Regions from separate parts of the Homo sapiens genome. Here all the other regions are linked to region 7. The links are chromatin loops, found by intact Hi-C in ENCODE. Cell type or tissue: GM12878. All regions are shown on one strand. Region 1 has its middle 210 kb from the start of CXCR4. Region 2 has its middle 120 kb from the start of CXCR4. Region 3 overlaps DARS1 (aspartyl-tRNA synthetase 1). Region 4 has its middle 140 kb from the start of CXCR4. Region 5 has its middle 62 kb from the start of CXCR4. Region 6 holds the start of LOC124906078 (a long non-coding RNA gene). Region 7 has its middle 14 kb from the start of CXCR4.

Evidence for each region. A loop is a pair of places that touch in the nucleus more often than their neighbours do. Peaks named below come from ENCODE experiments on the same cell type or tissue, not always from the same donor. Only the 100,000 strongest peaks of a DNase experiment are listed, where the experiment ranks them.
Region 1: it touches region 7 in a loop (5-fold over the local background); 10 of 110 quality-filtered maps call a loop at or near these places.
Region 2: a loop joins it to region 7, with 2.5 times the contacts of the local background. A loop is called at or near these places in 14 of 110 quality-filtered maps.
Region 3: it touches region 7 in a loop (4-fold over the local background); 9 of 110 quality-filtered maps call a loop at or near these places.
Region 4: a loop joins it to region 7, with 2.8 times the contacts of the local background. A loop is called at or near these places in 5 of 110 quality-filtered maps.
Region 5: it touches region 7 in a loop (6-fold over the local background); 4 of 110 quality-filtered maps call a loop at or near these places.
Region 6: it touches region 7 in a loop (2.8-fold over the local background); 3 of 110 quality-filtered maps call a loop at or near these places.

Annotation. Positions count from the first base shown.
Region 1 is chr2:136,325,513-136,329,512 of GRCh38, reverse strand. It overlaps the pseudogene UBBP1. Among named protein-coding and RNA genes, the nearest start is that of CXCR4, 210 kb to the right of the region's middle. RefSeq lists an enhancer at 2,066-2,195. In GM12878, no CTCF peak of the experiment used is centred here; DNase peaks (open chromatin) are centred at 2,182 and 3,387; H3K4me3 peaks cover 817 bases.
Region 2 is chr2:136,237,070-136,241,069 of GRCh38, reverse strand. No RefSeq gene overlaps it. Among named protein-coding and RNA genes, the nearest start is that of CXCR4, 120 kb to the right of the region's middle. RefSeq lists an enhancer at 1,832-1,901. In GM12878, no CTCF peak of the experiment used is centred here; a DNase peak (open chromatin) is centred at 2,029; H3K27ac peaks cover 321 bases.
Region 3 is chr2:135,914,074-135,918,073 of GRCh38, reverse strand. DARS1 (aspartyl-tRNA synthetase 1) reads left to right here. Exons shown (of 16, transcript NM_001349.4): 11 at 1,702-1,848; 12 at 3,563-3,605. Among named protein-coding and RNA genes, the nearest start is that of MCM6, 40 kb to the right of the region's middle. In GM12878, a CTCF peak has its summit at 1,646 (motif pointing left); a DNase peak (open chromatin) is centred at 1,661.
Region 4 is chr2:136,254,317-136,258,316 of GRCh38, reverse strand. No RefSeq gene overlaps it. Among named protein-coding and RNA genes, the nearest start is that of CXCR4, 140 kb to the right of the region's middle. In GM12878, a CTCF peak has its summit at 2,069; a DNase peak (open chromatin) is centred at 3,414.
Region 5 is chr2:136,054,028-136,058,027 of GRCh38, reverse strand. No RefSeq gene overlaps it. Among named protein-coding and RNA genes, the nearest start is that of CXCR4, 62 kb to the left of the region's middle. In GM12878, no CTCF peak of the experiment used is centred here; DNase peaks (open chromatin) are centred at 458, 827 and 1,567; H3K4me3 peaks cover 833 bases; H3K27ac peaks cover 1,972 bases.
Region 6 is chr2:135,930,670-135,934,669 of GRCh38, reverse strand. DARS1 (aspartyl-tRNA synthetase 1) reads left to right here. Exons shown (of 16, transcript NM_001349.4): 6 at 680-760; 7 at 1,828-1,887. It overlaps LOC124906078 (a long non-coding RNA gene), which reads left to right and starts at 1,892. Exons shown (of 2, transcript XR_007087246.1): 1 at 1,892-4,000. In GM12878, no CTCF peak of the experiment used is centred here; a DNase peak (open chromatin) is centred at 2,363.
Region 7 is chr2:136,129,966-136,133,965 of GRCh38, reverse strand. No RefSeq gene overlaps it. Among named protein-coding and RNA genes, the nearest start is that of CXCR4, 14 kb to the right of the region's middle. In GM12878, no CTCF peak of the experiment used is centred here; a DNase peak (open chromatin) is centred at 1,595; H3K4me3 peaks cover 990 bases; H3K27ac peaks cover 359 bases.

The DNA.
Region 1 (4,000 bases), 200 kb before region 7:
ACTCTTTCTGACTACAACATCCAGAAAGAGTCAACCCTGCACCTGGTCCTGCACCTGAGGGGTGGCTGTTAATTCTCCAGTCTTGCATTCGCAGTGCCCAGTGATGGCATTACTCTGCCGTATAGCCATTTGCCCCAACTTAAGTTTAGAAATTACAAGTTTCAGTAATAGCTGAACCTGTTCAAAATGCTAATAAAGGTTTTGTTGCATGGTTAAAAAAGAAAAGGAAAGAAACAGCTCAGTGTTGCAGGAAAGGCCTGGATCATTATTTCAAAAACTCCATTTCTCAGACTGCTTGTCCTTGAATAAACAATATCTCAATAAAATAATGTAAGGAGAAATTGTATACTATGGCCCCATCTTGGAGCTCCATAATGCACTCCAGTTTACGAAAGGCTCTGAGAGGAGCTACACCAGAGAAACCTGCTGAACCAAACACTTCCCAAATGGGTGGGACCAGTGGATTTCCCTGCCCCACTTTTTAAAAATTTCCCCCGTAAAACACCAATGAATACCTTATAGGACATGAGCCCTCCTCTGAATACACGTTGAAGAAAGCTGACCTTGGTCAATCGCCCTGATCAAAGGTAACACCTAAAAGCGTTATATATATTCTCTCTCTCTCTTTCCTTCTTCACCTTCTCCCTCTTTCTTTTATTCAATCTCCCTCCCTCCTTTCTTCCTCTGTCTTTCCTGTCTTTTCTTCATCTGGAAATTTTCTTTCATTTCTCTCTTCTTCTCCCTCACCTTCTCGAGCAATGTGCTAAGACTGCAATGCACTGGGACTTCCAGGGGTCACCTGGAAACTCCTTGGGCCTAAGAGCCAAGGTTCCACCATAGCTGCAGCTGAACTGGTTTGCCCTCATCCCAGGAGCCATCCAGAGATTCCTATCTCAGCAATTTGCAAATGGTACTAAGGCCTCTGCACTGTTCTCAACAATGGCCCAATTAACTGCCAGTTGCATTTCAACAGCCGGAAGGTTAATTGGCTCACATGACAAGGATGGAGAGTAACCTGCACCCCATTAAATTGGTGTGCTCTCAGTACCATTCCACTGCGCTTTCTGCCCGTTTTCACATGTTCACGAAGCGTCCAAGAGACAAGTAAAAGACCCAGGCTTAAAGAAGAGGAATGGCTTCTCATTAGCGGTCCCATCTAGAAGCCTGCATTTTCTCCCTGTTCTCTGCCTCCCTCCCAGAGGCAAACGCAGGAAGTCATCACACCATTTCTGTGTGATGCTCTGCACTTTTGTCATTTAATGGATTCACATTGTTCTAATTTTTTGGTGTCTGGTCATCTGTGGAAATACTTGCTTTTTATTTCTGAAAAGCTTTGGCTGAGAGGTTTTTTGGTTTGTTCTTTTATAACACACACACACATTTATAGTCTCTAAGACTTCTCAGATAATTACTAGACCGCCGACTCTAACACACTGTTTCATCATATTCAAACTGACTGCCCGGATAGAAATCCATATTCTCTCTCTTATTAAGAACCGATTTCCCTTGAGTAATATCTGCCCTGCTATTTTACTCTAGGTAATATTGATCTTCCCACTCTCCTCCAAAGCGCCTTGCAGAGTGCCAATAATGTTGTAAAAGAAACCTTTTATTAATGAACTCCCCACAGCTTAATTTTGTTTAGATAAGTTAAAAAAAAAAAAAGACAGGAGAAAGGGTGCAACAGTTGACAAACTTTTATTTGCACCAAAAGTCTGGCCACCTGTGGAGTAGTTTATAGGGAGTCGGGGGTGTGGAGTGAGTGGGTGGCACTACTATAAACAAAGCTTCAACCAGCTGCCTGAGAGCTCTGAGTCACACAGAGCAAGCAGGATGTCCCACTAAGATACAGATTGTTTGATTACACCCAGAGACAACAGCACCAAGCCCAGCAGGGACTGACACATCAGGGCCAATCTCTTCACTCACTGTCCCAGCGATGCAGAGGGGCCCCCACCAAGAAAACCCAGGAAGCATTGAGAGTGGCTGTGGGCTGACGCGTCCTGTATGTTTGACGTAAACAGGAGTGTATTTTTTCCCAAGATCAGCCTCTATACAAAGAGATTAAATCAGTCCTATACAGAGGAACTGGTTTTCTCATGCCGACCCATGTTTGCGAATGCTGTCGAAAGTTCTTCAGAATGAAGCTAATCAAAGTGAAAGTGATGACAGGACAGATCGTATTCGAAATCCCAGTGACCTGACCACAGGAGGAGCCCCACCACCGAAACCCTGCAAGGAGGTCAGCAGCAAGACCAGGGCAGGTGCCTGGCAGAGGCCTCCGCATCTGCTGCAACCTGGGCCCTCCCAGCCTCAGCAAAAGGGACTTTGTGGCCACAGCTGCAGTTTATTTCACATTCTATAATGATAGCAACTAGGCAGAAGTGACTGTGGACTGAGCAGAACCATCTTCAAATTTGTTTTTATCCTGGCATAACAGATTTAAGTTAACCAGCTATTGATTAAGTAGAGAACATAAGATAGTTAAACCCACTCTGTGTTCTCCCTCAATATCTACCCCTTTAGTCTGTTATTATGCCAGAAATTCTCTCAACTGGGAACAATGTAATGTTATGATTTTTAAAGCCAATAACACTCTGGTTTACATTAGTTTACCTGAATGTTTGGTTGGATGGATGGATGGATAGATGGATGGGAGGATGGATGGATGTGTCAACCTATAATAAAATATTATAAAATAATCTAAAGAGTCAGAACCACCCATTTGTGAAAAACAAAATTTAAAAGCTGTTGGAATCCAAACTTTCTCTGTTTTTTGTTTGTTTGTTTGTTTGTTTGTTTGTTTGTTTTTGAGAAGGAGTTTCGCTCTTGTCACCCAGGATGGAGTGCAATGGCTTGATCTCGGCTCACTGCAACCTCCGCTTCCCAGGTTCAGGTGATTCTCCTGCCTCAGCCTCCCGAGTAGCTGGGATCATAGGCACCTGCCACCACGCCTGGCTAATTTTTTGTATTTTTAGTAGAAACGGAGATTCGCTATGTTGGTCAGGCTGACCTCAGGTGATCCACCTGCCTGAGCCTCCCAAAATGCTGGGATTACAGGCTTGAGCCACCATGCCCAGCCGGAACCCCAACTTTCAAAGAGTTTATTCAAGTGCAGTTTGAGGATGGCCTACCCGGAAACACCAATTCCAAAGAAATGGAGTCAGAGTTTAAAATACAGAAGTTAAGGTTTCATTTATATAGACAGAGACAGAGGAGTTTTTAGCAGGATTACAGCATTTTTCATAAAGTTGTCACATAGTTACAGCAACTTGATTGGTTATAGGCAGTTTCTTTTTGTAAAGGGTGCATTTGTCACCTTTTACAGAGGGTGTAATAGTCATGGGCTGTCTGTCATCTGGTCTAAGCAAAGCAACACAACACAGGGGAAGTTAGTCTGTAACAATGGTCATTAATTTAGAAGGCAGGAGGTTTTTGTCCTTGAGGTCATTTAATTGCCTCTAGCCATGATAGAGAACAAGAAAAATAAGAAAAATAGTTAATCTATAATCTGAGAAACAAAAATAGCAACTCTATGTGACTCAAATCACACTCACATCTCTCAAAGTGTTTTTTGGGTTCCAACAGCTTTTAAATTTTATTTCTCACAAATGGACGGTTGGATGGGTAGATGACAGGATAGATGGGTGGATAGAGGAATGAAGAATGAGAGAAGAGAAGGTAGGCTTAGACTCCAGAAAATGTAGAACAAGAAAGTAGAGCATGAGATCCTGCCAAACAGGACACATTTTGGAGGAATGCGGAGAATGGCTAAGAGATGAAAATCCGGGGAGTGGGGGACAAAAATGAATATCTTCTTCTCAGTTTTAAGGAAGTATCTTTTATAGTCAAGACTTTTGCTGCTTGTAGAGTCTTACACTATCAACTGTATCATTTCATTCAGCCATTCATTCAACTACTACACTAATTCCTTCCCTTCTCCAACTCATGGAATGTAAAGGAAAAGGACCCAGAGGGAATATTTTCTGGTTAAAGGTGT
Region 2 (4,000 bases), 110 kb before region 7:
CTCAGCCTCCTGAGTAGCTGGGACTACAGGTGCCCGCCACCAAGCCTGACTAATTTTTTTTTTTTTTGTATTTTTAGTAGAGACAGGGTTTTACCGTGTTAGCCAGGATGGTCTCAATCTCCTGACCTCATGATCCACCCACCTCAGCCTCCCAAAGTGCTGGGATTACAGGTGTGAGCCACCGCGCCTGGCCAGTTTGGTTTCTTTTGTCAACTAAAAATGAAATGCAGGCCTTCTAAACTGACGCTGGATGTGGAAGCCCACTGACAGGTGGGTTCCTTCCCTCTCCCCATCTAAAACCTCCCATCCATCCATGATGCCTGTCCTTCCAACCTCATGAGGTGGCTTTGGAGAAGAAATGAGGTCATTTAAAGCATTACAACAAAACAAGGGAGTTTTTGTTTGGTTTGGGATTTGGTTGGTTTTTCCCTTGTTTTAAGTCATGACACTGAGCAGTATTGCCTCTCTTTCAATGGGTAAGGTAAGCACTTAATTCTGTAGTTCTAACTGAGGAATATGAAGGCCTGAGCTGGGATGTTGCTGAGCATGTGTGTCTCACATGTATGTGTGTGCACGTGCACACACACACACACTCTTACACAATTAGCCAGACAGACTTCCAACATGCCCCTCCATCATCACCCAGGTAAGACAAGTGAAGGGAGAATTCAGAGACAAGAGATTTTCCTTGCTCTTGTGACCCTATTGGCAGAAACACTGGAGGCCTAGACATTTCCACAGCTCCAGTGGTCCCACTGCTTGAGGTGAAAGTAGGAGAGAAGAGGAGAGGAGATTTGGCCTTCACCTCCCATGCCCCTGGGAAGTAGGGCAGTCAGAGGCAGCTCATCTGGAAACTGAGCCTTTGTGAAGTCCAGCTACAGCCTTGGAGATGCTGGTGGAACATACCCACAGCCATGCTCTGATTCTTCACAGCTGCCACAGCTAACCATTGCTTTTGCTCAGTGAAGACCTCACATGGAGAAGGAGCAGAATGTCAAGCCTCAAGTGTTTGTTTCTTTTTTTTTTTTTTTGAGACAGAGTCTCGCTCTGTCGCCCAGGCTGGAGTGCAGTGGAGCGATCTCAGCTCACTGCAACCTCTGCCTCCGGGGTTCACGCCATTCTCCTGTCTCAGCCTCCCGAGTAGCTGGGATTACAGGCACCCACCACCATGCCTGGCCAATTTTTGTATAGTAGAGATGGGGTTTCACCATGTTGGCCAAGCTGGTCTTAAAATCCTGACCTCAGGTGATCCGCCCACCTTGGCCTCCCAAAGTGCTCAGATTACAGGCGTGAGCTACCATGCCCAGCCTGTTTCGATGTTTTTTATAGATTCCCCCCGCCACACCCACAAGCTGCCATTGCCTTTAGGTAGGACAAATGTCCTCTCTTCTCACTTATCTTAGACAATTCCTTAAATCCATCCCTCTACTTTGACTAAAATATAAGCTAAGTCTGGAAAAGCTCAGGCCAGGAAGCTGTGTAAGTGATATCATAAATGTTCTACTCATGGATATAAATGTCTTAGGGCTTTGTCCCCTTCCAGCAAAAGTCAGGCCATTCTGTGGAAAGAAAGGTTAAATGAAGTGAAAATTAGTGACTAAAATGTTCCTCTTTCTTTAGTGAGAAAAAGCAAATCTGCATTTAGCAGCTTTTCTGCTGTCCCAACTCCAGGTATTTAACTGGAGCTAACCACTTTTGAAGTGAAGAGAAAAAGGGAGAGAAGTGAACCCAAGGATGGGAAAGGAGACAGGGCGAGACACCAGAAGGATGGCTGAGCCTGTTATGCCCAAAGCACCCTCATTCTAGAGCTGCATCTACGGGACTGGTAGTTCTCCTTAAGAGAGAGAGAACCACCGTTGAATTATTTGTAGGGACAGGGCAGAGATCACCCACTCCCACCACATCCACACAAGGGGGAGAAAGTCCCAATGTCTGAAAAACAAAAACTTATAAATAGGGAAGTGTCTGAGGCTAAGAAAACCAGCAGACACCTGACAATTTTCCTTACGCAAATCTCAACTAGTATACCAAAACAAGTGACTAAAGCTGGCATCACTTATGAAGAAGTTGACCTCTGTTTTCTACAGTCAGATGACTAGAGTCAGAGTCTTAAAAAACAGGAAGTGCCAGATGTAGTATCAAATGACCCAGACAGTGAAAAGTAAGGCAGAAAACTAAATTGGAAGACAGGAAGTCACAATCACACCACAAACAATACAGATATTTGTCTGAGATATGCTTGGCGGGGTGCCTTATCACGGCCAGAAAATGGAGGAGCACGGCCGAGATGTTTAGCAGAGGCCAGGCCACCAGCAAGGGCCAAACTGACACCCTCCTGGAAACCTCTTCTCTGCAGCTGAGAAAAACTTCAGGGCTTATATTGCTGGATGAAAGTGCCATTTGCAGGCTTAAGGCCAAATACCATTACTAAGCCCTGGGATTTAGCTCCTGAAAGAAAATCTCTGGCCCTCCCCCACCCCACCTCCTCCTTGCCCATCGTAAGAGTAGTGGCCCTCTAGTGTTTCTGGCAATGATTCCTCCTCCAGGTAACAGCATGTTCACCTTGCCCACCCCTCCCCTACTCTCAGTCTCCACTCAGCTGATTTGAGTTGGCCCATGATGCTGACAGCAAACCCCTGGTCATACTGACTGATTCAGGAGTTACCCTTTTGGAGCCCACAAACATGACTCCTGAGATTCTGCTGGAACTATTGGGAAATATAAGCTGTTCATCAACTGGAATTACTAATCTGGTAGCACAAAATCTTAACAGCTGCCAGAAGCTACCATGTGGACAGAACCTGCTGGGGAATTAAAACCAACACAAAGGAAAGCAGCACAATTAACACAGAGAAAAAAAAGAGACTTTGTCTTTAGGATTTGATTCCAAACTCCTGGATCCATCTTTACCTGAAGCTAGGCCACACTGCTGGATGTTTCAGCAGTGAGTCCAATCATCTCTTCTGATGGTTTCAGCTGGGAATCTGTTCAAAGAGTTATAATACAGTAAGCAAAGGGTCTAGTTTCTGGTCTTTATGAGGTATTCAGCAGGACCCTCTCTCCTCTTCATTTGTACTGATTGTCTGCAACTATATTCACCATGAGCCTTAAGCGAAACTTCTTTGTCTCTCTGAATCTTTTCTCCTCTGGGATAAAGAGGTTCAACCAGAACAGGACTCTAAGGTCCTATGCTGAAATGATGATTCCAGAACTTCGTGATATTCTCCTGAAATGTTTCAGATCCATTAAAGCTCAGAATACACTCAACTTTACATTCCAGTGAATGATTTCTATACCTTTTCTATATAGCCCAGAGGGTCAGTATTTGCCTGGACACTTTTTCAATATTACAGAAAACAAGTAAGAAAAATATAAGTTATCTGGAAAATATTGGTTGAGGAAAGTTCTTCAACTAAACATTACCTATGACTCTCTTCTCTAAAATCGAGGTGGCCAAAAGCCACAGGTATCGGAGATGTAAAAGTACTGCCCGTTTCTGCCACCCAAGATTTCTGTGGTCCCTGGGTAGGTGGTAGACTGCTAGTACCACAGACAATATGTGAAGGCACAGTCCTCAGGAAAATACAAGTTCCTTTAAAAAAATTTTTTTGAGACTGTGTCTTGCTCTGTCACCCAGGCTGGAGTGCAGTGGTGGGATCACAGCACTGCAACCTCAAAGTTCCTAAATTTAATTGTACACCTTTTTGATGAACTTTTTATTATCCAAAATTATTTAGGCTGTAAGTGACAAAAACACCAGCTCAAAATGGTTCAGACAAAAAAGCTTATTAATTTGGCTTGTGTAATTTTTTAAACGATCCACATTCAGGTACCCAGGTGCTCAAACACTGTCTTCAGGAACATGTCTCTCTCCCTCTGCCTCTTGGTTTTACTTTATTCTCTGGGCAAGCTCTTCTTATTTATTCATGTAGATAATCTACCAGCAGCTCCAACTTTATACCCTACCAAGTTAGCAGCCCCAGAGGAAAGCAAGCACCTC
Region 3 (4,000 bases), 220 kb after region 7:
GTGGCACACGCTTGTAGTCCCAGCTACTTGGGAGGCTGAGGCAGGAGAATTGCTTGAACCCAGCAGGCAGAGGTTGCAGAGAGCCGAGACAGCTCCACTGCACTCCAGCCTGGGCAACAGAGCAAGACTCCGTCTAAAAAAATAAAAAACAAATTTAAAAAAATCAATTATGGGGTCTTTTTAACCCTTCTTACATCAAGATTTTAATAAATCAATGGCTAAGCTTTATTATTCCCACGAAAGCCTGTAAGACCAATCAAGAAATGATAGTGTTTTAATTTCGAGAATATAAATTCTAGGCCGGGCATGGTGCACATCTGTAATCCTAACACTTTGGGAGGCCGAGACGGGCAGATTGCTTGAGCCTAGGAGTTCAAGACCAGCCTGGGCAACATGGTGAAATCCCATCTCTGCAAAAAGTAACAAAAAATTAGCCGGTCATAGTGGCACATACCTGTAGTCCCAGCTACTCAGGAGGCTTCAGGTGGGAGGATCGATTAAGCCCAGAAGGCCGAGGTTGTGGTGAGCCAAGATTGCACCACTGCGCTCCAGCCTGAGCAACAGAGTGGGACCCTGTCTCAGAAATTAAAAAAAATAAAAATAGAATGTAAATTCTAGGTAAAGAATTCTATATATAAAATACAAACATACTTTTTTCTGTATATAGAATATAAACATACTTTTTTCAAGTCTGTTAATTATGGAAAAATTTCAAACACATACAAAAGGATGTGCAATAGTCTAATGAGCCCCCATGAACTCATCAACCAGTTTCAGTCCTTGTCAACCTGTGGCCAATTGTGTTTACCCATTTCCCTCATTCACTATTATTTTGAAGCAAATCCCAGCCATCATTTAATACATAAATACTCCAGCAAAAATAGACATTTTTTTCTTTTTCTTTTTCTTTTTTTTGAGACGAGTCTTGCTCTGTCGCCCAGGCTGGAGGGCAATGGCCGATCTTGGCTCGCTGCAGCCTTCACCTCTCAGGCCCAAACAATTCTCCTGCCTCAGCCTCCCGACCACACCCAAATAATTTTTGTAGTTTTAGTAGAGATGGGGTTTCACCATGTTGGCCAGACTGGTCTTAAACTCCCGACCTCAAGTGATCCTCCTCCCAAAGTGCTGGGATTACAGGTGTGAGCCACTGCACCCGGTCAAAAATAGACCTTTTAAATCTCAATAAAATATCATCTTCCATAGCAGAAATTCAGCTCAGTGCAGTAAACATTGTCCTGTACCTTCTATATATATAGGGTAGGCATTGTACTATAGAGATTATCAAAATGGGAAAGAAACTGGCACTCCCCTGAACATACAGTGTAATACTGATGGGGGAAGATAAGACAAATACTCATTAATTTGGTCTTCCTCAGTGATAACAAGAATTGTTAAAGGATTAAAAAGTCAGATTTTTGTAATGCTTCATAAAATGGGCATTTTATATTTCTAACCATATTAACTGATATGAATTATAAAGAAAATTTTTAATCCTTTGATGTTACTGTGGTTACAAAAACGAGATTGAAAAATGGTGTTAAATATTTTAAGTATTTAAATTTCATTCTTTAATAATTTGATAATGCTTTTCCTGGTGTATATACTGATTCAAAGATTGATTTTTGTATATTGCCACAGTGACCTCTTGTGGGGGAAACATTTATCTCATACATTTTATTAACTAAATCATTCTGCAAATAGGTTTCAGACTGAAATTCAAACAGTGAATAAACAGTTCCCATGTGAGCCATTCAAATTTTTGGAGCCAACTCTAAGACTAGAATATTGTGAAGCATTGGCTATGCTTAGGGAAGCTGGAGTCGAAATGGGAGATGAAGACGATCTGAGGTTTGTCTTTGTGGCTTTTTTTTTACTTTAAGTTCCAGGATCCATGTGCAGAACGTGCAGGTTTGTTACATAGGTATACATGTGCCATGGTGGTTTGCTGCACCTATTGACCCGTCCTCCAAGTTGTCTTTGTGATTTTTAAAACCTTGGTAATTTGGTTTAAGATAAGAAAAAATGAAAATATTAATAAATGATTTTTTTCACCTGATACACTTACATTTTATTAACTTTGGTATACAGTATGATGCTCTTTTATATAATGTGTGATCTGAAATAAAAGTGTTTACTATAGTTTGCCTAAGTTTTCATAATTTTGTTTATAAACACCATTTTCCATTATTTTCCCCTCATGTTTGTAACTCTTTAAAGAGTATAGAGAGTTTTGCCTGTGATTTTATCTTCTAATATGTTACTTCTCTTTCCAGATTAGTGGTATTAGAGAAGGTAGACAGCAGTCTAAATCCATCCCCACACAGGATCGGGGTATAAACTGTTAACATCCAAAAGTTATAAAAGTCAATATTGTTTATATAGTGTCATACATACTATATTATATATAGTATTTAGTATAGTATTATCTAAATTTAGATCATACGACTTATAATTTTGAAACAAATTATGTAGTTTAATAAAGATTGAGGCTGGGCATGGTGGCTCATGCCTGTAATCCCAGTACTTTGAGAAGCCAAGGTAGGAGGATCATATGAGCCAGGATTTCGGGACCAGCCTGGACAACACAGAGAGATGCTGTCTGTACAAAAAAATTTAAAATTTAGCTGAACATGGTGGCACACACCTGTAGTCCCAACTACTCCAGAGGCTGAGGCAATTGGATCACTTGTGCCCAGGAGTATCAAGGCTGTAGTAACCCATGATCATGCCACTGTACTCCAGCCTGGGTGACAGAGTGAAAGCCTGTCTGTAAAAAATAAATAAACAAAACATGTAAAGGTAATTTCTATCTACTTATATTTTATTCAAGACTTCCTTGAATGATTCCTTTAAACCATCACAATACATGTGTATTTAGGAGGGAAAGGAAATGATTATTGTCACTTTTTAGGGTTTCTCAAAAAACAATTCACCCAAAACCCTTTATTTTTGTTTAACAAAAAAAAATATATATATATGGCTTTAAATATTGCCTACATTGCTAGATGACATTTTAAGGCAAGATGAAAATCCTATAAGCTTAGGTAGTATTTTTTTAAGTATTTTAGAAATTGTTTTTACATAAGATAGAAGCTGAAGTAGCTACCTCTTGGCCATAGAAATGTAACGTGTTTATATAAACACTTTTAAAACCTTGGATAATACTAATTTTTATTTCATAAACCATTGATAAAGAGTACCAAAAAGGGAAGATTATTTCATGGCAAGACTAGCCCATATTAGTATAGCGAACTTTTATTATGTGTAATTGTAGGAAATTACTTCATCCATGATATTTCTGAATCAATGAATTGCTATATTCTGTTTATTGCTTTAATTAAATATTTGAGCAGCATCTACTAAGCACTGAGTCACTGTACCAAGGTATACTCATAAGTGATTTTCAGTAGTACTTGCCTTTTAAGAAAAGAGCAGAATAGACAACTGCGTGTTCTGGCCAAATTTTGTAATCCCTTGAGAAACTCAAATAGAAGAAGTTCCTTATTAATGTTTTTAAGTTGCCATTTGATCTTCAAACACTGATTTCACGTTTCTTTTTCAGCACACCAAATGAAAAGCTGTTGGGTCATTTGGTAAAGGAAAAGGTAGGACTCTTTATATGCTGGATTTCTTTTTCTAATTCTGAAATGTCTCTTGGGACTAAAAACAATTGCAGAGGGGTCTGAGCTTCCTAGAATGGTATGATTCTGGAATAAATAAAAACCGAAGAAGGACAACATTAAAAAAATTTTTTTCTTAGAAAATTGAGAAATATTCAGACAGCCTGCCTTTCTCCCAGATGATCTGATTAACTCAGTATTTAATATTTTTACGAAGTTGTTCTGAGGTGTCTCTAAAAGTGATACCTATGTCGGATTAGTTGGAAATGACCTCCAAGTTATTTGAAAATTATTTAGAAATGGTCTTCCCTGTGTACCCCTGCTGTCTCATGAGACTTCAAGATGAATGAGGTTCCTCTCTCCCTCTTATGTAATAGCTA
Region 4 (4,000 bases), 120 kb before region 7:
AGCAATGCTTTCCATGCCTGAGACATTTTCCTTCTTCCTTTCTATGAATCTGAATGCCACATTTCCCAAAGGCCTAATACAGTCTGACTTTTTTTAGGAAGTCTTTCCAGACCACCCCAGTCAGTAATTATCTTCCTCATCTCTAAGTTCTGATAACTCTTACAGATGGCACTGCAAAATTCAGCCCTTAATTCAATCAATATGTGCCTTCGAGGAGTTTATAGTCATGGTTTGGTATGGTTGGTATGTGATGCACACAAAGCAGAGACAGCTGCATGTAGAAGGGCAGGGGAGCATGGAGGCCCCAGTACAGCCAGGAGGCCCCTGGAGCTTCAGGCAGCAGGACATGGGTCTGGATCTGTAGTCAGAGGGGAGGTCAGGAAAGAGCTTGTACACCAGCAAAAGATTGGATCCTGTGGTTCTCAAACCCTTATTAGTCCTGGAGCTGTGTTTCAAGGAAATTCTGCAGAAGAACAGCAGGTGGGTTCCCTCCTCACCTCCCCACCTCCTAGATATCCCCTTGTGGGTGTCACACAACTAGGACTTTGAAACAGTTTGAAAACCATTGTCATAAGCCATTGAGCTTCTCAAAGGCAAAGACATAGGTTTTCTATAATTATTTTATGTGAACAAATCTCAACTCTCCAATAGATTTACAACTCTTAAAGGCAAGAAACCTGCCTCTTATGTTTTCGCATCCCCTAGAGCACCTTGTCATTCTGGTGATAGAGTATAATAAAGAGTTAAAACACAAGCTTGAGGAAAGGAGGCTACCCACAGTTGGGAATCATAGAAGACAGAATTTCCAAAGGGCTATTAATCGTTTCAAGATTGATTTAAACATCTAAGTGGTACATGAGGAATAGAAGTGAGGTGACTTCCAAGAACTTGGAAATGCAGTTAGTTGCTCTTGAAGATTTAGGTTGGCAAAACTCATGCACAATGGCTGAAGTTAGCTATTATACTAAATGAAAGAAAACCATAGCCTAAAAGAGTTTCTGTGAGTGTGTGCCCAAAGAATTTGGGAACAACTCAGATTCGTTTCAAGGTGACAGGATTGAAATGAAATTGGATTTAACCAATGGAGAACAAATCAGCTGTTTTGTATACGGCCTGGAGAAGTTCTGTAGAAACAGAGAGTGAGCACACAGAAAAAGTGAAAACGCAGGATCAGAGGTTGGCTGTGTTTACCCATGACTTCCAGGGGAAAGAGAGACAACTGGGTGGACAGAAGCCACAGCAGTAGGGGAGCGTACCCTCTGTGAGGGTCTAACCGAGACCTGCATCTGCCAAGGTTTATGGCTGCAAACTCAGCAACTGACTCTGGACTATTTCAAGAAAACAGTTGGGAATAGCGGGTAGGGGGATGCTCTGTTGGATGGAGTAGTATGGAAAACCACAGAGGATCAATACAGGGACTGGAAACCAGGTTCAGAATAGATGAAAACCTGAAGGTCTTTGTCACAGAAGCTATTGCTCAGCTTCACCTGGGTGCTCTCCCCAGCATAAATAAACTCCAACCATACTTCCAGCATTCAAGACACAAAGTTCTGGGAGAGAGTATGATGGGTTAAGCTGAGGTCACATGCCTACTTCTCAGAGGAAGGCTCTGTTAGGAGGAGCCTTCAACCTTTAACAGAGGAGGGTACATATTGCACCAACCAATCTCCCAAAGCCTGAACATGATGGGAGAGAGAAAGATCCCTAAAAGGGAACTGGGGTGCTCAGTGGGAAAAGTCACTGGGCAGTCAATATCCACAACACAGTCTGAGGAACTCCAGGGTTGTTCTCTGGCCTTTGTCCTGACCCTGTGCTCACCTGGCCACCTTTTCACTTCCAATCCACCGTCCCTGCACTGGGGCAGAGGCTTCTTCCCTGACAGCAGTTGTAAACCTTCCTTTCCAAAAGAAGGAAGATCCCTCACTGTAAGTTAGCAGGATTGTCAATCAGCTAGGACCATGTTTACCTCAAGGCAGAGCTCCTGAGTCAGGTCTTGAGATGCGTGAGGGTGAAAGCCAGCCTCTGACAGACAGCTGGCCTCACCCACGAGCTCCACCTGGCTGCAAGCCTCTCCACGCTGTGGCAGTGACAGGCCCCACACTGCCAGTCTGGATCCAGAAATCTGCCACGAGGTTGACTTTCTTTGGATATACTTTGTGAATTTCCACTTTCATCCATATGAAATTAAAAATCCACCTACAAATTTTTCATCACAAAATAAAGTGTGCCTTTTCCAATCATTCCTGGACCGTCTGTTGCTACTTGAGTGATTTGCCCATCGTGTAATGGAGACTGGTTCCCTGTTACATCACTAACCATAAGCTTGAGGAAGTCAGTCCTATAAATATGCTACTCAGGCACGAATAAACGGGTCAATGACAACAGGTGCTGAGACTTCAGAGTCAGATATACTAAGGCTGCCATGATAATATTTATCTTTTGGATCATATCTAGAGTGAAAGGCCTTTTAACAAACCCTTGATTCGGTTTCCTTATTTTTCAGATGAGGAAACTGAAGCCCAGAAAGGGGAAGTGACTTGCTCAAAATTATCTAGCTCATAAGTGGAAGAACTAAGAAAACCTGATCTCATCCATCCTTTCCATTACATCATTACACTGTCTTTAAAAATCAGAAATTTCATCAACTTTCCAAGTCTCTTAAAATTAGTGAGTGCTCTCATCACTGACCCTTTGTATCCAAACAGGAGATGCTGATGCTGCACTTGCTTCAATATGATACTCAGTGAAAAGCTAATAATTAGCAAACTCAAGAATTGTAGTGCCCTGATAATTCACATTTCTGGTAATCTACTGAAAAAAAAATGGGTGGGCAAGATCTTTTTTAGAAATACATTATTACAAACATTCCTAAGTTGTGTGTGTGTACACGTGTGTGTGTGTGCACGTGTGTGTCAAACAGAAAAAGTAATTTTCCACCGTAGTAAATATCATCAATGTCAGATGCAGCCTCTGAAGTGAGGGCCCTGTCAAATCACATTTCTGCTGCATCACCTTGAGCAAGTTCCTTAACTTATTTGAAGGTCAGTTTCCTCTTCTATGAAATAAATAACCTACCTCAACTTGTTGTTTTCATTAGATAATCCACAGAAAACATTTGGCACAGTGTTTGGCCAATAGCAAGCCCTTGAGTTTTTTAAGTTCTTAAGTTATATTAACATAATGAAACCTTTGGTGTTTGCTTTTTCACAAGGCCCTAAGAACACCTCCCTGATGTTTCAAGGCATAGCACTGGTTCTCAAACTTGGCTTGTTTCGAATCACCTGGGGAGTTTTAAAAAGTGCAGGTGCCAAGGATACACTCCTGAAGATTCTGGCTCAATTAGTTTAAGGTGTACTTGGGACTTTCCCCCATTGTATAAAGCTCCCAGGGGACCTTGTATGCAGTAAAGTTTGAGAACCAGTGATCTACAAAACTGAACCTATAACCAGAGAACAGGCAAGACAAGGACCATCAAGCATTCAAGCTTACAGTCACCGCAACATCACTCCATCTCCCTACCTCATTAAGATCACACTGAGAAAGAACCTGTAGCTGCAGGTTCTTCCCCTGTCCCAGAGATCTCGAGTCTTCTCTTTCCAAAATATTTCAGATAAAAGAGGCCAGGCACAGCAGCTCATGTCTGTAATCTCAGCACTTTGGGAAGCCAAGGCAGGAGGATCTCTTGAGGTCAGGAGTTTGAGACCAGCCTGAGCAACGTGATGACACCCTGTCTCTACTAAAAAATGTAAAAATTAGCTGAGCATGGTGGTGCATGCCTGTAGTCCCAGCTACTCAGCAGGCTGAAGTGGGAGGACGACTTGAGTCCAGGAGTTCAAGGTTACATGGAGCTATGGTCATGCCACTATGTTCTAGCCTGTGTGACAGAGCGAGACCCTGTCTCAAAGAAAAAAAAGAAAGAGACAGAGAGATTAGCCTAAAATTGAACTAACTCCAGACCTTACCTGGTAGGTGATTTTGGAGTGGGGGGAGGGAGGTGGAG
Region 5 (4,000 bases), 76 kb after region 7:
GGGTGCTTTAAGAGGGGATTAGGCCATGAGGGCTCTGCCCTCCTGAATGAATTAGTGCCATTGTCATGGGAGTAGGTTCCTTATAAAAGGAGAAGTTCAGCTCTATTTTGCACATCTTCCTCTTTCTTTCTCTCTCTATCCTTCCCTCCCTCACTGCCTCCCTCTCTTTGCCCTTTCACCATGGATAATGCAGCAAGAAGGCCCTTACCGGATGCCAGCCCCTCAATAATGGAATTTTCAGCCCCTAGAACCAAAAGCCAATAAATATCTATTCATTATGAATCACCCAATCTGTGGTATTTCTTTTGTAGCTGTACAAAACAGACTAAATCAGTCATCTAATTAGTCGATAAGCATTTGGTAGGACCCACTGGACTCATTGCTAGTTACAGATTTGCCAGCACGGTAGAGCTATTCCTACAGTCTTGCAACTCAGGGGACCTTATTCCTCTACAGAAACCAAGTTCTAGTTGCATGTTGACCCAAGTCAGCATCAGGTAGATGGCCAGCTGGGCTAACAAGTCATCTGACAAGCTCTTATACAATCAACACATTGCCTCCTACTTGCCTTCCCATCTCCGAGGCAACAGGGGTAGACCTGAAACTGGCTGCCAAGTGCCCCCACTGTCAGCCTCTGCCCTTTTGTGACATTTTCCTCATCTCCACCTTTGTCTCACTCCCTCAATGCTTCTACCCACACTTATCCACTGCTGTCCCTAGTGTTGACACTCATACTGATCAAGGCCACCCTTGAAATTTCATTTTTACTAGATTTTGTGTCTGCTGTGACACTGGGGCGCAGATATATCACCCTCAGAAGACCTGTGAATAGTCGCTACAAAGTGTGCTGGCTGAGATGAAAGGAAAAATGGAGTTAGCATTTACCGAAACTGGTCAGGCTGAAGTGGAAATCCCCAAAGAGACAGATGCAAAACATTCTACTGTTTCTAGAAGGGATGAAGAGATCTGTGGAACCAAAGTGGGGGTAGGGAGCAGGAATATAGTGTAAAGTTAGCTATATGGTGAGAGGAAAATGAGCTGAAGGCTACATTTCTTTAGATGAAAAATAAAATTTTTCAAACATGCAGAATAGCAAAGGAAATAATCTAATAGTGCCCAGATTAAATAAATGTTAGTATTATGCCTTTTTGCTCTCTTTTATTTTAAAAAATAAGATGTTACAGATCTAATTGAAGCTCCCTTGTAATCCTTCTGATTTCATTCCCCCCACCACCCCCTGCCAAGTGCAGATCACTTTCAAATAGAATGAGAGCTACTGAGTCATCATATTGGGATTATTTTTTATAGACTTTCATTGGTTTTTGCTTCACATCAAATATTAAAAAGCTTTGTTAAACAACTACCAATTGGTTAAAAAAAAACGGTTTAAAATAAAGCAAATTCTATTTCTTATATACCACACCGTGCTCAAATGAACCAAACCTGGTTTATGTAACACTTCTTAGAAAAGGTGACTCATTTTACAACCGAAAAGAAATGGAGCTTTAGCATGTCTTCTCCTACATATCACCCGTTATGCCTCGGAAAAGAATCTGCCCCTCTGGGACCCATTTCTGAAATTTACCACTTACAACACACACTTCACATGTGGTCTGTGTCACTTCTGTAGCTAACTAGCATCTTGTCCTAAGAACATTTCTCAGTGTATAAGTCAGCAGGGGTTGGTCTAAGCACTTTGTGTATATTAACTCATTTAATCTTTACAACAACCTAGTGAGGTGGATACAGTTACTATACCCATTTTATAGATGAGAAAACTCATCTGCAGAACTTACTGGTCATTGTATTTTTGTGAAGGAATCATGTGGCTGCCAAGAGTTCTTGTGTGCAGAGTAAACTGTAGCCCTTCCTATTTTATGTTATTGCACTATGTTAATTACTGGGTCTTTAAATAGCCTGAGACTTCTAACCATCCAGGCATTGTGTTAATGCTTGGCTGTATTGTAGCTACTTCCTTGACTTTCTTCAAATACAGAGTTTTCATTTCTTCATAGAGAACACACTAGAAAATTAATGTTTCATAAGGTCTAGATCGCCCATTTTTCACAAAGAAGTATGTTAGTTACTCACCTTTTTGAGCCGAAGGAGGGGCTGGGGCTCTAGAGAAGGTATTTACCCACTGGCACTCAGCAGCAGCAGGACACAAGTCATATGGATGCAGCGGGAGAGGAAGGAAGGATGGTGTCCCTTCAGCCATGGCGCCTCTCTGTCCTCTCCCTTTCATTCTACCTCTGGCCATCCTTCCCTCCCCAACTGGCCTGGCCAACCCATAATCATTCTTCATGGCTCAGATTAACCCCACATCTCCAGGGAAGCCCTCCTGGGCAATTATAGCCCACATTGGTTCTTCATCACATTGGCCTTAATGCTGTGTAATTATTTCATTTCCTTCCTTCTTCTTCTATTTTTTTTTTTTCTTTTTTTTTTTTTTTTGAGATGGGGTTGTACTCTGTCACTCAGGCTGGAATGCAGTGGTACAATCATGGCTTACTGCAGCCTTGACCTCCTAGGCTTAAGCAATCCTCTTGCCTCAGCCTCCCAAGTAGCTGGGACTACTATGTGTGCCACCATACCCAGCTAATTTTTAAATATTTTTTATAGAGACTCTGTGATCTTCCTATGTTGCCTCAGCTGGTCTCGAACTCCTGGACTCAAGTGATCTTCCCACTTCAGCCTCCCAAAGTGTTGAGATTATAGGCATGAACCACTGTGCCTGGCCTTTCTTTCTTCTTTTCTTCTTTTCTCCCTTTCTTCCTTTCTTCTTTCCTTCTCTCCTTTCTTTCTTTCCTTCTATTTTTCTCTTCCTTTCTTTCCTTTTTTCTTTTTCTTTTTTTCCTTTCTTTCAGTGACTGGCCAATGAACGCCTAAAGGTTAGAGATAATATCTTATACTTATGTATACCTAGTAACCACCACCACAAAAATCACTGGGGTGCTGGTTATTTCCTGTTTTAAGGCTATGGAGGGGAGCATGTGGAGGGGACTGGATGTAGAAAGAGAGGTTATCATCATGGTGCCCTACCCAACCCACCCAGAAGAGGAAGACGGTGTTGCTTTGGAACTGTATGGCTACTCAGCCTTCTTCCAGCCACAGGCGGGGCAATACTCCTTCCTTCCACTCCAAGCAAGAAATAATATGGACATGTAAGGGATCTTCAAATGCCTTCTTGTGCTGGTTTACAGGTGGCTCAGCAGGACCTGCCATTAGATTCCTACCTGATAATAGGAATTAAGCATAAGACAAAGGTAGCAGAGTGAGGGGGTTAATAACATGGACTCTGGAGCCAAATTTACTGAGATCAAATCCCAGCTCTACCACTTACTAGCTGGGTGACCTTGAGCAAGCTGCATAACCTCTCTTTGTCTCTGTTTCTTAATCTGGAAGCCCAGGGTAACCATGAAAGCACCTATCCCATAAAGTTGTCATCAACTTTAAATGTGTTCGTAGTCACAAAGCACTTAGAGCAGTATCTCATACAAAGGGGGACTTTACAAGTGTTTGCTATTATTATTCATGTCCCCCTTCTTCTAGTGTTTTCTTTTTTACTAAAATGGAGCTTTCATTCAGATGGCTTATCTTATAGCTTTGCACACCTAGGCCTCCTAGTGTACATGAATGATTTTTGCAAAAGCCATCAGCAGAAAAGCCTTTCAGCCTAGCATGGTGGAAGAGGTCTGGCAGACCTGAGTTCAAATGCCAGTGTTACTCCCCAGCGTTGCTGAGTCTCAGTAGTCTCAATTTCTTTATCTGTTAAATGAAGCTAATAATGCTTTCTTCATATTAACATTGAAACAGTTAGAAATAATGCTGGATATAATCACTTGTTGGCACACAGTAGGCACTCAATTAATGTAGCAACTTTCACCATCCCTGTCATCATCATGAGTTGAGTTTCTCTCAGGTGTCATAAAGTACTTAGCACACAGCTAGAACTTATTTACAAAAGATAGCTATTACTTACAAGCTTGAGGTTCATAAG
Region 6 (4,000 bases), 200 kb after region 7:
AATAGCTTTTTTGTGTTTATGTTTGTTTTTGTTTCTGTTTTTGTTTTTTTGAGACAGGGTCTCACTGTCACCCAGGCTGGAGTGCAGTGGTGCGATCTTGGCTCACTGCAACCTCTGCCTCCCAGGTTCAAGTGATCCTTGTGCCTCAGCCACCCAAGTAGCTGGGATTTTAGGCACGTGCCACCATGCCTGGCTAATTTTTGTGTTTTTTGTAGAGACGGGGTTTCACCATGTTGCTTAGCCTGGTCTCGAACTCCTGGGTTCAAGTGATTAACCCACCACAGCCTCCCTAAGTGCTGAGATTATAGGTGTCAGCCACAGCACCAACCCCTAACCATAGCTTTTTTGACATAGCTAGACCGTAAGCCAGTGCCTACACCCCAGTCATTACTTATTACATTGGTAGGCATCTTAAAATTTACAAATAATTTTTATATATGTTACCTTATTTGACTGTTCTAACAACCATAGAGGTAGGCAAAAAATATTATTATCCCCATTTTAAACAAATCATCAAGGTGAAAAAACCTGTATCATCTTGTTTGATTTCAGCAAGTAGTTTCAATTAAAGATGTATGCAAACATTGCTTCATGCTTAAGTCAACTGTAGATTGTTTTTTAAGAAAAAGATGCAGATTTTGTGTGCTTTCTACTATTTTTGGTAATCTCTCACTTACAGATTTATGTGATCAGTTTGGCTGAACCCCGTCTGCCCCTGCAGCTGGATGATGCTGTTCGGCCTGAGGCAGAAGGAGAAGAGGTAAAAATTATACTTATGAAATATTATGCTTCCGCTGTATATTTAGTTTGCAAAACATTGAAAACCTGATGTACTAAGGGTGTCTGTGAATTGATTTTGAGCTCCATTGTTATTTAAACTTACTCTTAAAATCAGCAATTCTCAAACCTTTTGGTATCGAGTTGCCTTTTACATTATTAAAAATAATTAAGAACCCTACAAGCTTTTGTTTTTATTGGTATATATATCAATATTTACAGTATTGGGAATTAAAACATTTTTAAATATTTATTACTTTATTAAAAATTATATATACATTGCATACATGTTTGCATATGTAGTATTATGTAAATAATGAAGCTAATAACATTTTATGAAAAAATTACAGTTGTCCAAAGCAAAAAATAATTATTGTTAAGAGTGACATTGTATTTAGCAGTCCATTGCCTTAACCACTCAGCTCCCTCATCCTTCGGATGACATTCTGTTTATATAACCACAATTCTTTGTGATTTCTGGCTTAATAGACAACTAGATTCTCATATTGCCTCTGCATTCATTCTATTGTGATAATACACATCATAGAATCTTTAGCAGACTGCTCAGTATACTCATGAAGAGTGAAAAACAAAAAGTATTATTATGAAAAAGTAAGTTTGACTTCATCAACTTCTGGAAAGTCTCAGGGACCTTCACTGCTCCCCAGACCACATTTTCAGAACCACTACTCTATGTCAGCTTTTATCTGTTCCTTCAACCTTGGGCTAGCAGGTTAAATCCAGGAATCAATGAAGAAGTGGGTGGTTAATTTTTCTTATATCCCAATAATGAGGCAAGGCTTTGAGGGGTGGAGGAGGGAAAGAACCATTAATATCTGTTCATTCTTTGTCTTCTTTCCATCTCTCTTTTAACGCTAACTTCTCTCTGGCCGCACTTTGTGTTTCTACCATTATCTGATTTTCGGGCATAATATTAACGTACACACATCCTACTCAATTAAAAGTAAACATGGCTTCTAAAAGTATTTTTTGTGCTCTTCAAAATATTAGTAAAATTTATTTTTTTCTTTTCTTTTTTTTTTTTTTTAGGAAGGAAGAGCTACTGTTAACCAGGATACAAGATTAGACAACAGAGTCATTGATCTTAGGGTATGCCTCATTTATTTATTAAGTGAAGCAATTATGCCGCATTAGAGAGGGGCAGGGATACCATACCTGTCTCAGGCTTATAAAGCTAAATGGTATTTGCCTGACTGTAAGTATGATAATACAGGAAACAATTTCCTTTTCTGACTGACCCTTCCCCTAAAAAGAATTGCAGGCAACAGGAGCGGTTAAATACTAGTTAACAGGATATTGACTTTCTTTGTTTTAAAATGACAAATGAATTTGAAGCCAGTAAATGATCTTGCTTCCAGGTGATATCTTTTTTAGACAAGTTATTCAGCAAGTAGAAACATAACCTTTAATATCACTACAAAGTTATGAAAAAAATTACATGCACATTTGAGATCAACCAGGTGGAGATGAGTAATTAATGCTTCAATCCTTTGAATTTGATTGGAGCACCAAATTAAAAATATAGAAGCAGTTGGCTCTGGTGGTTTATGCAGTAGTCTCATGGGTCTTCTGTTTCCCTTTCTGGTTTGGTTGCAAGTGAAAGAGAGTTTAGTGGTTTCATCATTGTTGTAGTAAAACCATTGCATCTTTCTTAATATTTTGACCACATCTTCCTTTTTTACTTAAATATTCTACTCAAGCTCAAATTTTTTGTCACCTTAAGAGTTCTTCTTGGCTATTCTACCATCATGTGAGTCTACCCTTATTATATACTCATGTTATTCCTAATTATTTGCTTTTTGTCTTCTACCTTTTCCATTTTAATTTGTATATGAAAAGCAAGCAGTAATCCAAAGTCCTCTTGATACTACCTAGAAACCTCAGGTTTTTCATGTATGTTGGCCACAGGAGTGAGACATCATTCTTTATTTATTTGCCCTTGCTAGTTGTTCACACAAGTTATTATTGGTTTGTGCCTCTAGAATTTGACCTGAGGAGTTTTTGGGTTTTGGGTTGTATTGTTTTGTTTAAATTCATTGCCACCATTGAAAAATGGGTTTTCACATTAAAATCTGGATGGCACTTCTTAAAAAGAGGAGAATCTGGAACATGAGCTAGCATGCTAGATAGGACATATACAGGATTCTTACACTGTCTTTTGCTTTGCCCTGCACCACCCAGCAAATATCATTCATTTCATTCATTCATGTTATTTGGCCCTTGCAAGCGTTCACATGCTTAACTCTTACTTTGACTTTACATTTTGGGAGATGTTGTGTACATTAGTAACTTTAAGTTTTTAAGCACCTTCGTTTCCTTCTAAACTACTGTCTTGGTTTGGTGCAGTGTCTCACACCTGTAATCCCAACACTTTGGGAGCCTGAGGTGGGAAGAATGCTTGAGCACACGAGTTTAAAACCAGCCTGGGCAACATGGCAAGACCCCTGTCTCCTTAAAAAATTTAAAAATTAGCCAAGTATGATGGCATGCATCTGTGGTCCCAGCTACTCAGGAGGCTGAAGCAGGAGGATTGCTTGAGCCCAGGAGGTTGAGTCTGCAGTGAGCTATGTTTGTACCACTGCACTCCAGTCTGGGCAACAGAGCAAGATCCTGTCTCAACAAATAAAAAATAAACTACTATCTAATTTAGTCCCCAACTAGCTCTTTCATAGACTCTCAGCAAAGTCAAGGGCTAAAGAATTTGGAAATAAAAGGCAAAATTGCCATTCTTCTTCTATAATACAAACGTTCTAAGATATATCCTCCGTCAGGTTCTAGTGTAGCCTGACTTTTTTCTCGTATATGAATGGTTTTCTCTCTGAACTTTACAGGCAGGTGCCCTGATTAAAAATACTTCACCTTCCAGCCCCCAAGAAGGTTAAAGCAATTTTCATTCCTAGAAAAGTGAATTAAAATGTCTTTGGCACCCTTTTCATACATAGCACTCACATAACTCATATTCCAGATTGGCACGGCAAATTAGCTTCATCCTCATAGGTTAGCAGGTTGTTAGGAGGGTTTTCTCAGAATCTATTCAGGAGAGTTCCCTTTAGATCAGAATTGTCCCCTTTATTTCACCTCACTCTTAGGTACAGGTGAAGGTTGTCCTAGGAGTAAATGTTAGTCTTCCCTCTTGAGAATCATTGTTTAAGTACTTTTCCCAAATACAAATGGATTCGTTGGTTCAAAATTAGTCTATTTC
Region 7 (4,000 bases):
TTGGTAGGTGGCCATGTGCTGCATAAAACATAGCAGACAGTTAATGTCAACTCAAACCATTCTAGCAAGACATTAACTTAGAGGAAACGCCAGGAAACTGAGAGGTTGGAAGAAAGAAGAGGTGTATTCCTATGGACAGCTAGCTGCGAGGTCATCCTAGTCTGTTGCTGGTACATTCTACTTCAACCTAGAGCTGACAGCGTAGAAAAGTATGACTCATCTCTAAATAAGATCCCTGGACAGACTCATGGAAGTTCTGCTGCTCCCCAGAGAAGATCACCTGGTGGTCATAGGTTTAAAGACCTTACGAGGCTGGCCCATGGGCCGAGATGCCATTGTGCAGGGCAGCAAGGCCCACTTAGGTAAGAATATACCACATGATTGGCCTCACTGTAGAGGCCATCCCTCGCTTGGAAGCCATCTGGAAGTAGATTTGAACTTCTAAGTGACATCTTAAACAGCCCAAGTCCCAGTGATCATTAAGATCCCTGTGACCAAAAGAAGAATCTCTCCTGATCACTTGTGCACTCCTCAGGGACCAGGCAGGAAACATGGGGGCTGGGCTGCTGCCTTGAAAGCAGCCTTTTGTTACCCCCTCACACTGGAGCAGCTGTAAGAAATGGGTGGCTGCTGGCTGAGTGCAGTGGCTCACACCTGCAATCACAGCACTTTGGGAGACTGAGGCAGGAGGATTGCTTGAGGCCAGGAGTTCAAGACCAGCCTGGGCAATAGAGTGAGACCCCATCTCTACAACAAAAATTAGCTGGGCATGGTGGCACACACCTGTAGTCCCACCTACTTAGGAGGATGAGACAGGAGGGTTGCTTGAGCCCAGGAGTTAAAGGCTGCAATAAGCCATACTCACACTACTGCACTCTAGCCTGGGTGACAGAGTAAGATCCAAGAAAAGAAAAGAAGACAAGAAAAGAAAAGAGAAAATAAAAGTGGCTGCCACCCCCCTGCTCACCATCAGCTTCTGGGGGAACCCAGTGAGGCACCCATCTGCTATGGGTATGAGAGAGAACATCAAGCATCTGGCTTTCCTGATCTTAATGTCTCTTCACATTAAGAATGAGGTGAGCTTCTGATTCTCTTGTCCTGCTCCTTCCACCATAGTCTCTATATGGGCTTTTATCTTCTAGAGAGGAGCACGCCCACCCCAGGACTGGTACCCAGCAGGTGTACCACCAATGTTGATGATACTGATGACTAGACTTGCAGCAGGAGGCAGGCACTATTATTATCTCCACTTCACAGATGAAGAAACTGAGGCCCTAATCCATCAAGTAACTTGCCAAAGCCCCTCTGCTAGTGAGCCCAGGTCTCTTAGGATGAAGGGAGGAACTGAGTGTGTCAGAAGCTCTTAAACAGCACTGCCCCCTCCCTGATTCCAGCAGTGTCAGTCTCCTGCCGCTGGGCTCCCACCTACTTGTGTTTGCAGTCTCACTTGTGGGTTCGAGGTCATAACTCTCTGTCGCTCCTCAAGTGCTCGTCACACCCACTGTTCCCTGGTTTCATTTGTACATTGGGGTTCCAACTGTCAGTCCCCAGCCGGCACACAGGTTTCACTTCCCTGAACCCTAATTCACTCATTTTTGAAATAGGGATCTATCTACCAGAGTGGGTGTGAGAAATAAGAAACGGGGTATAAATATAAAGCCTGCAGGAGCCCCACCATGACGCTGTTCACGCCTTAGTGAGCACTTCACAAACAAAAAGCACCGTGATGAGGTATTTGTGTCCTTTCATAACAATCTTCTCTCTCAACTCTGGCTGACATCAGAATCACCTCGAGCATTATTTGAAAAGGCGAATGCTCAAAGCCCCGCCCCAACCCTGCCAAATCAGAAACAACCAAGGTGGAGGTCCTGGAATCTGAATTTACTTTATAGTAAACAGCGCTACCTGTTAATGCAGGGATCAGGGCCAAGCTAACGTTCATCCCACAGGGAGGTTCTATAAGGGATTCCTGCCGAGAGTGGGAGGTAGGTTTAGAGGACCTGAAAGCTCCTCCACAAATAACAACCCCCTTATGTAGTTGGTTCTCGGTTGATAGCTCCCTGCTGCAAGCAGTGTGGTGATCAGTGTACAGAGAAATATTTTTTCCATCCTATTCCACACTGGTCGTGTCCCAAGCTCCACTCTCTGGCAGCCCAAGTAGGGGTAGATAGGCTCTGGGCACCAGACAAAAACTGTATTCCCTTTAGGGCTGCCTTTCCTCTGCGGAACATGAAGATCACTTTTAACAACCACAAAGTTTCATGAACCACCAGATGAAAGCCAATCGTGCTGGTAGTGTGGTAATGTCTGTTGACGAACAACATTCGTTTTTGGCTTTTTTTTTTCTTTTTTTTTTTTTTGAGACAGGGTCTTACTCTCTCACCCAGGCTGGAATGCAGTAGTGCAATCTTGATTCACTGCAACCTCCGTGTCCCAGGTTCAAGCGAATCTCGTGCCTCGGCCTACTGGGTAACTGGGATTACAGGCGCCTGCCACCACACCCAGCTATTTTTTGTATTTTTAGTAGAGATGGCGTTTCACCATGTTGGCCAGGCTGGTCTCAAACTCCTGACCTCAGGTGATCCACCCACCTCAGCCCCCCAGAGTGCTGGGATTACAAGCATGAGCCACCGTGCCCGGCCCAAACAACATTCTTAAACACACACACACACACACACACACACACACACACACACACACACACAAAACTCCTATGAATTCAAGACACTTCCAAACCAATTCCATATTTTATGAATCACAATAGCATCCACATGCATTTCAAAAATTGTAGCACATTATATATTCAATCTACAGGAAGATTTGGCACTTGGGGGTATTTAGACCCTTCACAATAACTTCCCTTGGGGTCCACTGCTCACAGATTGAGAACCAGCCTGCACCACCTGACAGAGTCAAAGGTCAGTGATGAGCTCACCTTACCCCCCACATTCCCCTTTCCAGTAAATCACCCAAAAACCCAACTGTGGAAGAGCATGTTTGAGATGAGCCACTGGTAAGTAACCGAAGGGCCAGAAACATAATCTGAGGCCAAGAAGGAAAGAGAAAATGGGTCTGAAAACAAACAAATGGATGAGAAGGAGAAAGCTGAGGTGTAAAGACCAGGCGGAAATCTATTTGGATAGCTCAGGTGGAAAGTTTTAAAAGTCTGGGCTAGCCACACAGTGGTGGGAATTGCAAGGCTGCTAATGGATAGAAGAGATCTTGGAGAACCAGCATATGATGACTCACTGATGTGAGAAAGAAGGAGGAGGTGAAGGAAGCCTGGAATTTCAGCTAAGATGTGAAGAATGGAGCCACACTCTGAGAACCTACATATAATAACAAGTTATATTTAGGGCCAGCTTGGAACTGCACTCTAAGAACCAAAGTTGGACACTCAAAAGTAGACCAGGACACTTGGCAAAGCAACAGTTATAAGGGACCAAAGGTCTGGAAGCAAAGGGTGCCTATTTTCCTTAAGAACGACTGTGATAAAATTTACAGATAAAGGCATAAGTCTAGAGCAAGTTATTTTCAATGTTCTGCTAAAAATTATATTTGCAGTTAAGGAGTCCTGAAATTATTTAAACTTCGGGTGCCTTGGTATGACATTCCAACAATGTGCCCAACCAGGAAGTGGGTGCTGTAGTGGTAATGTGGACTGCCGTAAAGCTCAGCTTCAGAGTCCATCTCTCCTGCAAAACTTTCCCAGGGCACATTGGGTTGGAACAACTTGTTTCTCATCTGAACTACTGAGCCCCAACCCTGCTCATTCTGATACTATTGGTCTGATGGGGGACACTATCAACTCCTTATTTTCTGTGTAATTCATCTTTAACCATAAAAGTTACACATGATTGTATTGGAACTATTATTACATCACAGATGTTGATTTGAACTCGTATTTAAGCTTCTTGTGACACTTGCTTCTTTCCTTCTGCCTTTCTTCCCATAGAAAAAAGTCCCCAGCACTAACTGATACCCACATACTGATTTCTTT